4 separate regions of the Homo sapiens genome follow, and regions 1, 2 and 4 are each linked to region 3. Evidence: chromatin contacts called from ENCODE Hi-C or POLR2A ChIA-PET data. All regions are on one chromosome and are shown on one strand. The core of a region is the stretch at or near the end of the contact, and the rest is flanking DNA. Distances in the headings are between cores, read along the strand shown.

What was found. A loop is a pair of places that touch in the nucleus more often than their neighbours do. ChIA-PET counts read pairs that join two places held with the same protein, here RNA polymerase II (POLR2A). Pooled maps may share reads with other maps.
Region 1: a map with no recorded cell type shows a loop between it and region 3 (3-fold over the local background). The contact joins the promoter of SNAP25 here to the enhancer-like site in region 3. A Hi-C loop is called at or near these places in 1 of 37 single-sample maps with no recorded cell type and 2 of 50 pooled maps. POLR2A ChIA-PET finds 5 or more read pairs at or near these places in 1 of 52 experiments (activated CD4-positive, alpha-beta T cell).
Region 2: a pooled map shows a loop between it and region 3 (3-fold over the local background). The contact joins two enhancer-like sites. A Hi-C loop is called at or near these places in 39 of 168 maps with a recorded cell type or tissue (A673, GM23248, HCT116 and 26 more), 10 of 37 single-sample maps with no recorded cell type and 34 of 50 pooled maps.
Region 4: a map of PC-3 shows a loop between it and region 3 (9-fold over the local background). The contact joins two enhancer-like sites. A Hi-C loop is called at or near these places in 6 of 168 maps with a recorded cell type or tissue (GM23248, PC-3, endothelial cell of umbilical vein and 3 more) and 6 of 50 pooled maps.

The regions. Positions count from the first base shown.
Region 1 is chr20:10,217,440-10,220,927 of GRCh38, forward strand. It overlaps SNAP25 (synaptosome associated protein 25), which reads left to right and starts at 1,391. Exons shown (of 8, transcript NM_130811.4): 1 at 1,391-1,538. SNAP25-AS1 (SNAP25 antisense RNA 1) reads right to left here and starts at 2,067. Exons shown (of 5, transcript NR_040710.1): 1 at 1,798-2,067.
Region 2 is chr20:10,451,861-10,455,366 of GRCh38, forward strand. All of the region lies in intron 1 of SLX4IP (SLX4 interacting protein), which reads left to right. Among named protein-coding and RNA genes, the nearest start is that of SLX4IP, 18 kb to the left of the region's middle. Within about 2 kb of position 1,516, at least 8 of the 41 ENCODE cell types and tissues checked have a DNase peak (open chromatin) inside an H3K27ac peak, as active enhancers do.
Region 3 is chr20:11,541,789-11,545,484 of GRCh38, forward strand. No RefSeq gene overlaps it. Among named protein-coding and RNA genes, the nearest start is that of LINC00687, 330 kb to the right of the region's middle. Within about 2 kb of position 1,828, at least 4 of the 41 ENCODE cell types and tissues checked have a DNase peak (open chromatin) inside an H3K27ac peak, as active enhancers do.
Region 4 is chr20:10,534,284-10,537,874 of GRCh38, forward strand. All of the region lies in intron 2 of SLX4IP (SLX4 interacting protein), which reads left to right. Among named protein-coding and RNA genes, the nearest start is that of SLX4IP, 100 kb to the left of the region's middle. Within about 2 kb of position 2,333, at least 6 of the 41 ENCODE cell types and tissues checked have a DNase peak (open chromatin) inside an H3K27ac peak, as active enhancers do.

The DNA of each region.
Region 1 (3,488 bases), core at 141-2,640, 1.3 Mb before region 3:
GACAAGGATTTTCCATAGCCTAAAAGAGGCCATCAAGTTTTAACATTGCGAGGCACGACTTCTAATCGCATCCTTCCCGGAAAAGTACAAACAGTTCCTCAGACGAGGTCCCCCACCTCCCACGCGCTCCCCAGCCCTCCCTCCCTGCGGAGAGCCCCGCGACAGCCTCCCCAACACCTGTGAATCATCCGGGAGGCTGCCACCGCCGAGCGATCCGCGCACCACCCCCTTCCCGGGCCCGGGCACGGCCAGGGAGGACAGTTAGGGTTGTTGCTTTATAATTATCACTTTTAATCTCTAATACGACCAGCACAAGTAGCCTTTGTCTCCCCGCCCTGATTTGAGCATCCGAGGGCCCCCCGAGGCAGCCTGCACGGGTACCCCGGGGTTTGCGCACTGAGTGAACCCCCAGATTCGGCCGTGTCCCAGCCGTCCTTGCTCTGAATCCCCCACCTCCTCCCGGCCGTTTGGACGGTTCCCTCGGGGCGTCTGTGCCTCCGTGGGGTACCCCTAAGACACCCAGCATGAAACCCCAGCACCGACTGCAAATTCCACCGAAAGCAGAGTCATCCGTTTTTGCCCTCGGCAAACAACTCAACTTCAAGCCTCGAGTCCTTGCAAACCCACGCTGGCTGGGCTAACTCCGCTTCCCTTCTCCTTCCCCCGACTCCTGCAACAGCTCAGAGAGCCTGGCTCTGACGTAGTTCAAAATAACGTGCGCCAGCCTCGCTGCCCGGCTGACCACAGCAACGAGAGCCACAAGCCCTCGACGCTGCTTCGATAACATGAAGCAATCACTCATAAAAATAGCAACCCACGTAGCCTGGCCATATATGGAGCTGGCGAGGGTGGACGGGGATGCCCCTACGGACCCTCTTCGGAGAAAACAAATCGCCGCTGAAATTTCCCCCACCCCTCCCATCACTACCTTTTACCCCTCCTCTGCCTTCCCCTCTCCTTAGATGACTCAACCACAGATTCCACTGAAAGGGGGTGGGGGTGGGGGTGGGGGGGAATATATACACATACACACAAATTATACATATATTATACATGTATTATAAAATATACACACACATACATATATACATACACACACATATACACATATGTACACACACACGCACACACACCAAAGAACATCAGGAATGCAGTTGCGGGATGAACGCGTTTGCCCAAGACCGAGTGTTAAAATGGAGTCATAAGAGTCGCCCCGTGCGGGTGTTTATAGAAGGTGAAAACACGCAGGTTTGCAGGCCAGCGCACTGGGAACCGAGTCAAGCGCGCCGCAGCCCGGGCCCCGCCCCCGCCCCCGCCGTGCCCCGCCCCCACTTCCTCCCGCCCCTCGCTGGGCGGCTATTAAAAGCTGCTGACGTCAAAACGGACGGCCATCTTTGATGAGGGCAGAGCTCACGTTGCATTGAAGACGAAACCTCGGGGAGGTCAGGCGCTGTCTTTCCTTCCCTCCCTGCTCGGCGGCTCCACCACAGTTGCAACCTGCAGAGGCCCGGAGAACACAACCCTCCCGAGAAGCCCAGGTAAGAACCCCCCTCCCCAGGTCGTGGCTCTGGCTCGGGATGGCTGCATACCCAGAAGGGACAGCAGCTGGGCAGTCCGAGTGGGCTTGGGTAAATACAAGTATTGGTGCACTTAGGGTGCGGTATTCCGTGTGTGCACGTCTGGTGGGGGCTTTATAAAGTGTTTTCGAGGTGAGCTGCTGGGGAAAAGGGAAACGGGAGCCCTGCAAATGGAGCGACGGGGAGGAAGAGCGAGGGTACGTACCGAATAATAACTTACTCTTTTGAAACAGTAGTGGGACCCCCTCTTTCTTCCATTTTGCGATGCAGTTTTCAGAGATATTTAGGCTGTTGAGTTTTCCTCCCCTGTCGTTCTAACCCTATTATTATGACTGTTGTCGTTAGGGTGCTATTATCCAGGGAAGAATTAAGGGGGAGACAGGGTGTGGGTGCTGGGGAGGCGAAAGGAGAAAGGGGGAGTTCCCGCCCCGGGCAAGCTGAGCTGCTGCAGCGACAGCAGCCTCCATGCCCCGCGGACTTGATTTATGCCGCCTGCTCCACGTCAACTGCAGGCTGGCGGGAGGCGGGCGGGTCGTGCCGGGTGGGAGGGCTCTGCGGAGGGCTGGCGCGGGTGGGCTGGCTTCGGGGACTGCGGCGGCCCGCGCTCAGCACCCTGGATAGCAACACCGAGGGCTCGCGCGGGCGCCCTCGACCTTTCAGCACCGGGGACAGCGGTCCGGCCGCAGCGCCTCATCTGCCTGCGGCAGAAATGCCTGGCCGGGGCTGGATGTGCCAGGGCTGGAGACCAAATTGTCTCCCTGAGACCCCGGTCTTACGGAGACCCTTAATAGAGGAGTCATAGTAGCTTAAAAGAAAACAAGAAAGAAATAAATCTTCCTCACAGAGACTCCTTTGCAGACAATTTCCTGTTCCCCTCCTCACCTCCTGCATAGCTTCAACAAAATAGTCTACTTGTGGAAATCTTCTGTGTTGCCCTCTGACCCTTATTTTACGTAGAAAATAAATACATTTTTTAAAAAATATGGATTTATCCTCCAGCAGGGTATCAAGGTTTTTGTTTGGTTTTGTTTTTTAACACAGAGTAGATCTGTCTACAGATCTTGGGTGAGCATAAGTACTGTATATATGAAGAAGCCAATGCTATCTGTTTATAGGGATGATACATCTCTCTCTATGTTTCCATTTGATAAAAATGTGAGATTAGCTGAACTAAGCAGAATCAACTTTAAGAATGAATCACTCTTCCTTTTCCTTCTTCCCCCATCCTTGCAATCAGGCATGAATACAAGCATTCATCCACAAAAACACATATCTGAGAAATTTTACTGGTCCTGTACTGAATAGATTTAACCTCTTTGGCCACGGTTTCAGAGTTACTGGAAGTATTTGCTATCAGCACTGGTTATCGCAGGCTGATAGCTTTAGATTTTGACAATATTAAGACTGGCCTTCCTCAGGAGAATCCAAGTGTGTCCTTCAGGGTAATGCAGGTAAAGAACCATGGTGTTAAACTAGAACTTAACTCTGACCTAAAGGTCTACTGCAATTTCTCTTATGGCACTGCGGGATTTTGCTGAGGTGGTAATAACTACTTTAACCATTTTCTACTCTGAGGCTTGGAGCATCTGAGAGAGCAAAAGTCATCAGGGGTATTTCTCTCTGTTTGATGTAGATAAAACTGGCATAAAAATGACCAGAGTCAAAATTATGCCATTTGAGTCATTAGCAAAAAAGAGTAACAGCGTCATATGTAATAATCTATACAATGCATTAAAGAAACGCTATCATGATCCCCTTAAAAGACCCCAAATGAGAACTTGGATTGTGTTTAGATAGTCATACCTCCTATCATCTGTATGCTACAGACACTAAAATTCCCTGTCCATATACAGAAGGTAATTTCATTCGCTGCTATTTAATTATTTCCTAGTGTTTTTTCTTTTTATAGAT
Region 2 (3,506 bases), core at 266-2,765, 1.1 Mb before region 3:
GGGAGGCTGAGGCAGGGGAATCGCTTGAATCCAGGAGGTGGAAGTTGCAGTGAGCCAAGATCGTGCCACTACACTCCAGCCCTGGTGACAGAGTGAGACACCGTCTCAAAAACATAAAATAAAATAAAATAGATTATTCAAATTAACTTTATCTGTTTCTGTTTACTTTTTTAAAAATGCAACTACTAGAAAACTTAAAATTACATTTGTGGCTTGCATTATATTTCTTTTGGAAGACCTGTTCTAAAAATTTCAACGGGCAAATAGTTCCATGCTCAAGGCTTGTGAATTATGGTGTCCTCCTCAACCCCTTTCCTCCATCCTTGTGAGCTCTCTTCATCTTGTTCTTCAGTTTGGGGCAGAGTTTAGTACTTAAGAATTGGATCCAGGCAGGGCGTGGTGGCTCCCACGTATAATCCCAGCACTTTGGGAGGCTGAGGCTGGTGGATTGCTTGAGCTCAGGAGATGAAGACCAGCGTGGGCAAGATGGTGAAGCTCCATCTCTATAAAAAATATAAAAATAGGCTGGGCGCAGTGGCTCATGCCTGTAATCCCAGCACTTTGGGAGGCCGAGGTGGGCGGATCACCTGAGGTCAGGAATTCAAGACCAGCCTGACCGATATGATGAAACTCTGTCTCTACTAAAAATACATAAATTAGCTGGGCGTGGTGGCATGCACCTGTAATCCCGGCTACTCGGGAAGCTGAGACAGGAGAATCGCTTGAACCCAGGAGACAGAGGTTGCAGTGAGCTGAGATCACGCTATTGCACTCCAGCCTGGGCAACAAGAGCGAAACTGTCTCAAAAAAAAAAAAAAAAATATATATATATATATGTAAATTAGCTGGGCTTGGTGGCATGAACCTATAATCTGAGCTACTTAGGAGGCTGAGGCAGGAGGATCGCTTCAGTCCAGGAAGTGGAGGTTGCTGTGAGCCTAGATTGAGCCACTGCACTTTAGTCTGGTTGACAAAGTGAGACTCTGTCTCAGAAAATAAATAAATAAATAAATAACGTAAAAAATTTTATTAAAAAAAAAGAATTGGATCCCGATCACTAAATTACCGTCTGTATTTTTGCTTTACTATAGCTATTGTGGTTGTTATTGTTTTTACTGGTCTGCTTTGTTTCTGAAACATTCCATCACCATTAGAGATCTTTTGCTCTGTTTAACCTCTATGCCCTCACCATATTTATACACACACATTCCCTATTTTTCTAATATCATCGTAAGCATAATATTGTTTAGGTCAGGATTCAATGTTTGCTATTATAACTATAAATGCTAGTCATAACTGAACTGTGTATTAAGCACTCTTTTTATTTACTGCAGTTTTTGTTTATCATGGAATCAGTCATTGCCTTGTTATTCTTCTGCTGTTTAGCTTTCCATGTACCTGTCCTAATTCAATCTCATATTCTCCACGAGTTGTCTAAAACTCATCCGTGTGTGTGTGTGTGTGTGTGTGTGTAGATCTTCCTGGACGTGCCTCTCCCCTGCGGCCTGCTCTGGTCTGCACCTGCGCTTCTCCTGTGGTCTACCCACAGCTCTCATGGAGGCCTCCTTTCACCAGATCCTCAGCTTTGCTCTGCCTTTCTCCTGTCTCACCCTTCCTGTTTCCTCTTTCTTGCTTAGTTTCCTCATTTTGGTGAAGCACATCTTTAGTAGCTTCCTGAGAAAAAATACATGAAACAGTTTTATAAGAGCTTGCATAAGAATTTTTTTTCTTCCCTGAAGTTTAAATCCAGTTTGAGGTTGGAAACAATTTTCTTCAGAATTTTGAAGATATTTCTCCATTTCTTTGGGCGGTTTGGAACCAATTCTGACTCCTGATCCTTTGTGTTCTCCACCTCCTACTACCCCCCAACGCACTTAAAAAAAATTTTTTTTTTATCCCCAATGCCTAAAATTTCACTGGGATAGATGCTGTAATATGGGTCAGTCTCCATACTAATTTTCATGTGTTTGACCTCCTATATTGGTCTTTTAATTTTAATTTATTGTCTCTTTTCATTTTTTTAATTTTTGCTGAAGTTTCTGAGAGATTTCATCAGCTTTATCTTTCAACCATTCTATTAAGTTTTTAAAATTCAACTATCATTGTTTTAGTTTGTTGTCTTCTGATAGTTCTCTTTTTTTGTTGCTGTCATTTTTTGCTTTATGGCTGTAGTATCTGCAATCTCCCTAATGATAATTCTTAAAAAATGTTTTCTTCTCCCTCCATACTTTGTTTCAGCCAAATAGGTTTTTTTCTGTATTTGGTTTTCTTTCATAATTTAATCTTGCCTTAGGTGGTAGGTGATTCCTGCTTGTTTACTTGTATTTGAGAGTGGGACATTAAAAGATGACTAGAATCTCTGCATATGGGTGTGGGGCTTATGGATGTGGACTTCACTTAAGAGCCATCTGTTTAGGCTGTTCCCCAAGGAACCCCTATGTCAGTATTTTTAGACAGTGTCTTTTAGGTTAGTCCAATTCTCTGAATAGGGAGGTTTCAGTCTGCAGTCTGGAGAGTATGGGCAGGGTAGAGAGGCATGCAGGCAGAGGAAGGTCTCTGTATTTGTATTCCCTAATGTCTCTTTGTTCAGAAGACTCCACCTTCTACTGTGCCTGGTGTTTTCCAGACTAGAGATCCTCTGTCTTACCCTCTTCAGAAAATACTCCAGGTTTCTGCCAGGGTGAGAAAAAGCAGTTGCCTGGCTGAGCACAGTAAAGGGGAATATTTACCTTTTTATTGCCAAATAATATTCTATTGTATGATATATCACATTTTATTTATCTGTTCATTAGTTGATGGACATTTGGGTTGTTTCCATTTTTTGACTATTATTAGTAGTGCTTCTGTGAGCATTCCTGTATAATTTTTTTGTATGGAGTTATTATTTTTTTTCTTGGATATATCCTTAGGAATGGAAATGCTGGGTCATGTGGCAACTCTTTAAATTTTGAAATGCTATCAAACTATTGTGCAAAGTGGCTACATTTTACATGCCTACCATCAATGTATGAGAGTTCCAGTTTATTCACATCCTTGCCAACATCTGTTATTATTTGTCATTTTGATTTTAGCTATTTATCTTAATGGGTATAAAGTAATATCTCATTGTGGTTTTGATTTGCATTTGATGGCTAATGATGTTAAGCATCTTTTCATGTGCTTATTGGTCATTTGTATATCTTCTTTGAAGGAATGTCTATTCAAATTCTTTGCTTATTTTTAAATTATTTGTCCTCTTATTGAGTTGAGTTCTTTATATATTCTGGACATGAGTCCTTCATCAGATGTATGATTTGCAGATTTTTTTTCTATTCTGTGTATTATCTTTTTACTTTCTTGGTTTGAAGTATAAAAGTTTTTAATTTTGATAAAATCTAATTTACTAATTGTGTTTGTCACTTCTGTTTTGGTATCATATCTAAGAAACTGTTGCCTAATGAAAGGTCACAAAAATTTATGCCTTTGTTTTTTCCTAAGATTTTTATAGTTTTAGCTCTTATATTTAG
Region 3 (3,696 bases), core at 578-3,077:
CGGATAGCTGGGACTACAGGTGCCCGCCACCACGCCCGGCTAACTTTTGTATTTTTAGTAGAGACGAGGTTTCACCTTGTTAGCCAGGAAGGTCTTGATTTCCTGACCTCGTGATCCGCCTGCCTCGGCCTCCCAAAGTGCTGGGATAAAGGCAAATGTTTTAACCAAAAGGAGTAACTCTGTAAGGGTTCCATGTGAGACACTGTGGTATCTTGTAGGTGGAAAAAACTTTATGATATGAGAAGAATAAGCTGCGAATTCTTCTTCTTTTCACATTACCAAAGATACATGTTTTCTCTCTTATTTTAATAAGTCTTATTTTAATAATAAAATTGTAATTGCAAGCCACCTCTAAAGTCTATACATGTCTTATTAGTCATTTTATTTATTTATTTTTTTAATGCTCAAGGGGTTGTTTTGATACAGACACGTGGGATACCAGAATGCCTTTATTTTGCAGAAGAACAAACTGAGGCTGGAAACAGAACTATGCAAAATGATGACTTAAAACATGAATACTTACATGTTTATACGTGTCTTTTTAATAGAAAATAAATAGCCATTAAAATCTAGGGGAAAATTACAGAGAAATTCAGAAATAAATGAACCAGAACATCACCCCCAGGTATTTCTGCTATGGAGTTATCGATGAATTTTCTCCCAGTCATATTGTCTATGAATTTGTTTTAATTTGTGGTGTTTTGCATTCATACTATTTGCACAATTTTGTATCTTTATGTTTTTAATGTTAAGAACATAAACACATCAATTACTTGTTTTCACAACAAAGTATTTCCATGAATGAACATGCCTTTGTATGCTAGACAGTTTCCTGGATTTTTAACCTTTAGATGTTTTCTGGTGTCACATTAATATAATACTGTGTCCAAAATCTTTTTACCTTTTTTGCTTTAAAAAAAAACTAGTTAAATTAGTCAACCAATGTTCTGAAGAATATTGTTAGATTCAAACTTTTAAAGTATGTTTGGAAGTTAGTTTTAGATGAGTTGCTTCGAAAATATCTACGTTTTTACCTTGCTTTAGTTTTTTTCCTTATGTAAGCATATCTAGTTTACATTTTCACAAACAGATATTAGAGGTGTGTTGTTTTATTAACTGTTTAAAAGTCTGTCCAGTATATTCAATGAAGACATCAATCAGAATAAAATTACAAGCTAAAAATAATTCTGAAACCTTTCTTTATAAAATGGTTATCATGTGTGTCATCTATGTTGTTGTGTTTGTAAATACCTATGCTAAGTGGATGGGCATAGCTCACCCAATAACTGAAAAGATTTTTTGTGGGGACACAAGGACCCTTCTTTTAGGTACAGAAACTGCAACAAGCTATATAGTGGAGCTAAACTTAGGCGTACAGCAGCCTTTCCAAGAATTTGTGGCACAAAGCAGACAGGAATATTCTACACACACACACACACACACACACACACACACACACACACACACACACACATTCCGCTTCCTGTCTCTGACTTTCTAACTTGACCTTACTTACTTGCAAACTTGGAAATACAGGCATTCTCTCTCTCTCTCTCTCATAGAGTCATGATTCTCAAACATTAAAATAGCTTAAAAATTAACATACCTTAATGTCATCTTAAAGAGTGAGGAAATATTTAGCGATCCTGTGAACAATTTTTATTTTCTGTAAACTTCCCCAATCCTCACATTTACCTTCCTAGGTAACTATGTGCTTGACTTATATATTTTTTCTGCATTCTTTGTAGCCCTTTCTTTCCCCCCATGGACAACTGTGTGTCCCAGCATTACAATACATGTGTGGACAAAGAAGCTTTCTGTCCAGAGAGAAATTAAACATTCCAGTGGCTTTTCTCACCAAGTCCTGACACAGAGTGACCCTTGGCATCTCATTTGTGGGCGAGCGTTGAAGATGGTGGAGAGATAACCTGAAGCAAATCTCAGCCTGTTGTTCAGGCTGCCTTGGGCAGTCCAGAGAAGAACAACATTTAGAACATTTATGACCTGTAAAATTTATCCTCTAGAGTTGAGCCCACAATTTTTGGCCAATAATTATATGTGAGAGTAAAATATAAGGGACATATCTTGGAAGCAGTATTGCTGAGTACTTCAGAAATGAATGACTATTTTAATCAACCTACCTACATTTGGGCGATTATCCAAACTATTTGGCTTTTTACTCCTCTCCCCTTCCAAACTTACCCTCCTAAAAAATGTTTGAGAGTTAATAAAATGATGTATTTAGAGCTCTTAAGCCCTAGTTCACCTTGTTTTTTTTTTTCTTAGTTACCTTCGTGATTACTTCTAATTCTGCCCTGAGGTGCAAACTTGATTCCATTCAAAGGAAAAGGAAACCAAAACAAACAACAAATAAAAAGTAACTGAGGAGTGTCTCCAAAAACTACTACTGAAAACCTAGTTTACCTACAGTTCAAATATGATCCACTCTCGCCATCTGCTGGCTGTATTTTTGATTTTTTAAAAGGGAAGTACTGGCACAGACACATGGGCTAACGTTATTGTGTTTTGATGTGTTGTGAATATGTGTGGGGAAGCTGGGCACTAAACCGTCCAACATTCAAATTCAGTATGTTTTTGAGCACCTATATTTAGCTGAGTCTCCCTAGTTTATAATTTGGTGGAGGGTTTTATACGTAGAGAATCATCACAGTCAAGACGAAGTAGAGACTGGGACCAACGGCTGCATCCGTCAGGGAGAACTTCTGTCAAAGAATAACGCACAGACACTGGGTCTCAGAAAGTGGCTGTCTCTGAGGACTCAGCGTGTTTCTTCTCTTTGATGAAACTAATGATGACTCAACTCCATGGATCTAATTGTCTCCCTCTAGAATTACCTTTTCTGAGTGTTCAGGGCTCCTTGATGGTTTTGGGTTTGTTTGTTTGTTTGTTTGTTTGTTTTTTGAGATGAAGTTTTGTTCTTGTTGCCCAGGCTGGAGTGCAATGACGCGATCTCGGCTCACTGCAACCTCTGCCTCCCGGTTTCAAGTGATTCTCCTGCCTCAGCCTCCCGACTAGCTGGGATTACAGGCGCAAGCCACCATGCCTGGCTAACTTTTGTATTTTTAGTTAAGACTGGGTTTCACCACGTTGGCCAGGCTGGTCTCGAACTCCTAACCTCAGGAGATCTGCCCACTTTGGTCTCCTAAAGTGCTGGGATTACAGGCGTGAGCAACCGAGCCCAGCCTACCCAGTGGTTTTTTCTTTAGACGGAGTCTTGCTCTTGTCACCCAGGCCAGAGTGCCGTGGCACAATCTTGGCCCACTGCAACCTCCACCTCCCCAGTTCAAGCGATTCTCCTGCCTCAACCTCCCAAGGAGCTGGGATTACAGGCTCTCGCCACCACCCCTGGCTAATTTTTTTGTATTTTTTTAGTAGAGACGGGGTTTTACCATGTTCGCCAATATTCTCCTCCTCCAAAAGGCGTGCCTCAGCTGACCCATCGAGGTTTCCCCGAATATAACATTAACCAACCTATTTGGAGTGTTTTACCCAAACACATGTATTTAAGCCACACAATAACCCTATGAGGTAGCCATTATTAATCGTGTTTTATAGATGAGGAAATTGAAATCCAAAGATATTGATGACAGAACTGCTAAGTGATAGAGTCAGCACAATGCCTGGATGGAAATTCACTTCCAGAACCACATCTTCACCACAAACATTGCTGTCAGG
Region 4 (3,591 bases), core at 1,083-3,582, 1.0 Mb before region 3:
TCTGCAATATACTTATTGAGCACCTTCTGTGGGCTAGGCATTGGTAAGCATTAGGGTGTCAATCATCAATAACTAAATTGCAGACCTTATTGTCTCTTGGAGGAAGCTGGCAGTCAGATCAATCACACAGAAGCAGGAAAAATTGCAATCTTGAATCATTGTTTCAAAAAGAGGTACATGATGCTGCCTGCAAGATAAAGGGTGAGTTGCCCTGGTCTGGAGCCTTAGAAGGTTTCCGTAAAGAAGGAGCCTCGAGTCAAGCCTGAGCCTAGGGGAAGGTGGGGTAGAAGAAGGAATGGGGAGCTCCTTCCAGCAGAGCCAAGGTCCTTTCTGCTTTGTCCTGCTCCGTGTTCAGCTCCTGGCGCAGGGCTGGCGTCTGGGGTATGCTCAATAAATTAAAAACGAGTGCATGAACAGAGGCCAGCAGGGCTGGAGCAGAGCACAGGGGACAGTGGGTTGGCATGGTGCTGGAGAAGCTGGCAGGGGCCAGACCTCACAGAGGCTTGTAGGTTATCATGTACTTGTAGGAGACCACATAGGTTACCATGAAAGGAGACCACATAGGTTGTTATGAAAATCAAGATAATTTTTAGAGCAGAAGGGGGAGCTATTAATAATTACGCCTGGATAGAAAGGCGTAAAATGCAACTGACTTGGGTGTACCGGGATATGGTCAACCTCTTACCAGCTTCCTAGGATTTTAGTCTTTATTCTGAGAGGAGTGGAAGGCCCCTCCAAAGGTTTTTAGCTGGGATGAGGTTTGGGGTGTGGAGGCAGGGCATGGCATGATCGCTCTGGCAACAGACTGGTAATAGATTGAAAGTGAGTTGTTGCAGGAGAGAGACCAGGGAAGACGGTTGCAGAAGGCCAGGCTGGAGCAGGTGATGGCTTGGCCTGGAGGCATGGAAGGGGTTAGAAGTGATGAATTGCAAATGGCTGCTGAGGAAGGGAAGTGTTGAGGTCTCAGAATTGGATAAGTCCTAGTGCCACTGGCTGAGTCAAAACAGGAGGAGGGAGCAGGTTTGGAAAGAACGTGCAGGTTTTGTTTGTTTTTTTGAGGCAGAGTCTTGCTCTGTTGCCCAAGCTGGAGTGTAGTGGTGTGATTTTGGCTCACTGAAACCTCCGCCTCCTGGGTTCAAGCAGTTCTCCTGCCTCAGCCTTCCAAGTAGCTGGGATTACAGGTGCGTGCCACCATGCCCAGCTAATTTTTGTATTTTTAGTAGAGATGGGGTTTCGCCGTGTTGGCCAGGCTGATCTCGAACTCCTGAGCTCAGGTGATCCACCTCCTCGGCCTCCCAAAGTACTGGGATTACAGGCATGAGCTACTGCGCCCGGCCCAAGAACATGTAGTTTTGTCTAGGGTAAGAGTCAAGGTATGAACTTAAGAGGTTTCATCCTTAGTCTCATGAATTCCCAAACCAGGAGAGAATAATGGAACTACCTGTGTTGCATGCACATTCATGCTCCATCCTCACCCCTTCACCCAGGTGTTCACTACTCACATATGCCTGAATTTTATTAACTAAAAACAAGTTCTTTCCTTCACTAGAGATGAATGTGTTTAAAAAGCAAATATTGAGTAAATTTGCATAGCAGATCAAATGCTTTCAAAGGGGTAAGGATTTTGGAGAATGCTTTGTTTTGAGAAAGCCTGAAGACCCTGAGCTAGAGACACACTGTTTAGAAAGATGAGCCTGGAAACACTAGTGAGGGAGAAAAGCAGAAATGAGCGCCGGAGACTCCACCAAGGGAGTCCGAAAAGTCAGGGCACTGTGGGTGAACTTGAACCTGAATGTAGAATGGCTCTTACGGTATCTATAATTTGCAAACTTCTTATATACTATTTACATAATAGTTCTCCACTTAGAGATCTTTAACACACCTTCTTGTTTTTTGGAATGTGACAAGTTTTATAGCTAGTATGGACAGGAGAGAGGATAACTTTAAAATGTGGTGAATAGGGCTGGGCGCTGATGGCCTATGCCTGTAATGGCAGCATTTTGGGAGGCTGAGGCAGGAGGATCGCTTGAGCCCAGGAATTTGAGGACAGCCTGAACAACACAGCAAGACCTTGTCTCTTTAAAAAAAAAAAAAAGGATTAAATAAATATGGTGAGTTGGTTGCAGTGAGCAGTGCTTCTGTATCATCAATTAGAAATATTGCAACGGTTTGATCTCTCAGTCGCCTGTTAGTTCATCCAAGGAAAAGGAAAGGCAGAGAGCCTTGTTTCTTTGCATGTGTGACACTCAGAAGCCAGCAGTTCTGCAGGCAGTTTCCTAAGGTCTGGCTCCCTTGGCAAACGTTACCTTGGCTGCAGGTAACTTTATTCTTTGTGAATAATGCCAGCCTGGCCACCGTTGCCCTCTTCTGGTAAGGGGCTAATGCTACAAACGTACTGAGTTTTACAAGGAAGGAAAACTCAAGCTCGATTTTCACTTTGGTCAACTGTGCTATGCCAGCTGGCATAAATCCCTACAATGAAATGAATGTTTGGTTTAAAATGTTGTAATGTATACTCAGACCATGGAACCATGTGAGGGTCTAATCTTATTTACAGTTTTGGCTTTGAGGACTACCTTGGGTATCCATATCATTTCCCACAGTTGGGCCACTTTCTGTTTGGCAAAAAAGATTTCTTTCAGCCTTTTCTCTGCCTGTGAAACCCTGTCTGGCTGCTTCATTAGCTAACACATGTGTGAATTTGCATCATTGATAATGGCAGCAAATGCAAGGAATATGGTTTTAATCAAATTTTAGTATCTAATATCTCTGAAGCTTAGGGCATAGAACATTAGAGGCCTGGGATAAACAATTCATATTCAATAGCAGCATTTTAGCATTTCTTGGTGACATATTTACACAATTTATAATTTAGAGATGAGTTTATGTTACATGGTAAAACTTGAGAATATGCTGAAATAACGCACTGTGTTGGGAGGGGGCAATGAAAATATGGGGCTACTATGGCAGTTTATGCAGGAACTACTTTAAGGGCAGTCCTTGTTGCCCTACCCAGTGCTTAATTTTTTGTGACCAATCTTTGGTTGGCACCTCTCTTTCCCTCCCCAACTGGGAAGAAGGTAAATACTCCAGTCAACTAAGTGGGCTTTGTGTTTAATGGAACCCGTAATGAATACTTACAAAGGAAACACTGTTTCGTGAGGCATGTACTTCCTTACTATAACTCTTTTTAAAATTTAGATTCTTAAGTAATCCATTAGGTTGCAGTTTGGCCCGAAGAGTATCACAGATAAAAGCTAGCTACCATACTCGTTTGGATTATTAGGATCTAAAGACATGATGTTGATCTTTTTATGCTGGATCAGTTTGATATTTACAGTTCAGTTGATTCATGTAATTTTTCTAGGAATTGAATAGCAACAAGAAATACATCTAATATCATGATCTCCTTATGACATTAATAATACATGAGAAGAATCTTTAAGTTTTACCCTTATGCAAATGCCCCATGCAAATTACCCAAAATAAAAATGGTTAGGTAACAAGGTCTCTCAAGAGAAAGGACAACATGATCATTTAGATTTTGACAAAAGTAATGAGATAGCCTATTTTTTAGATGTTGTCTGTTCA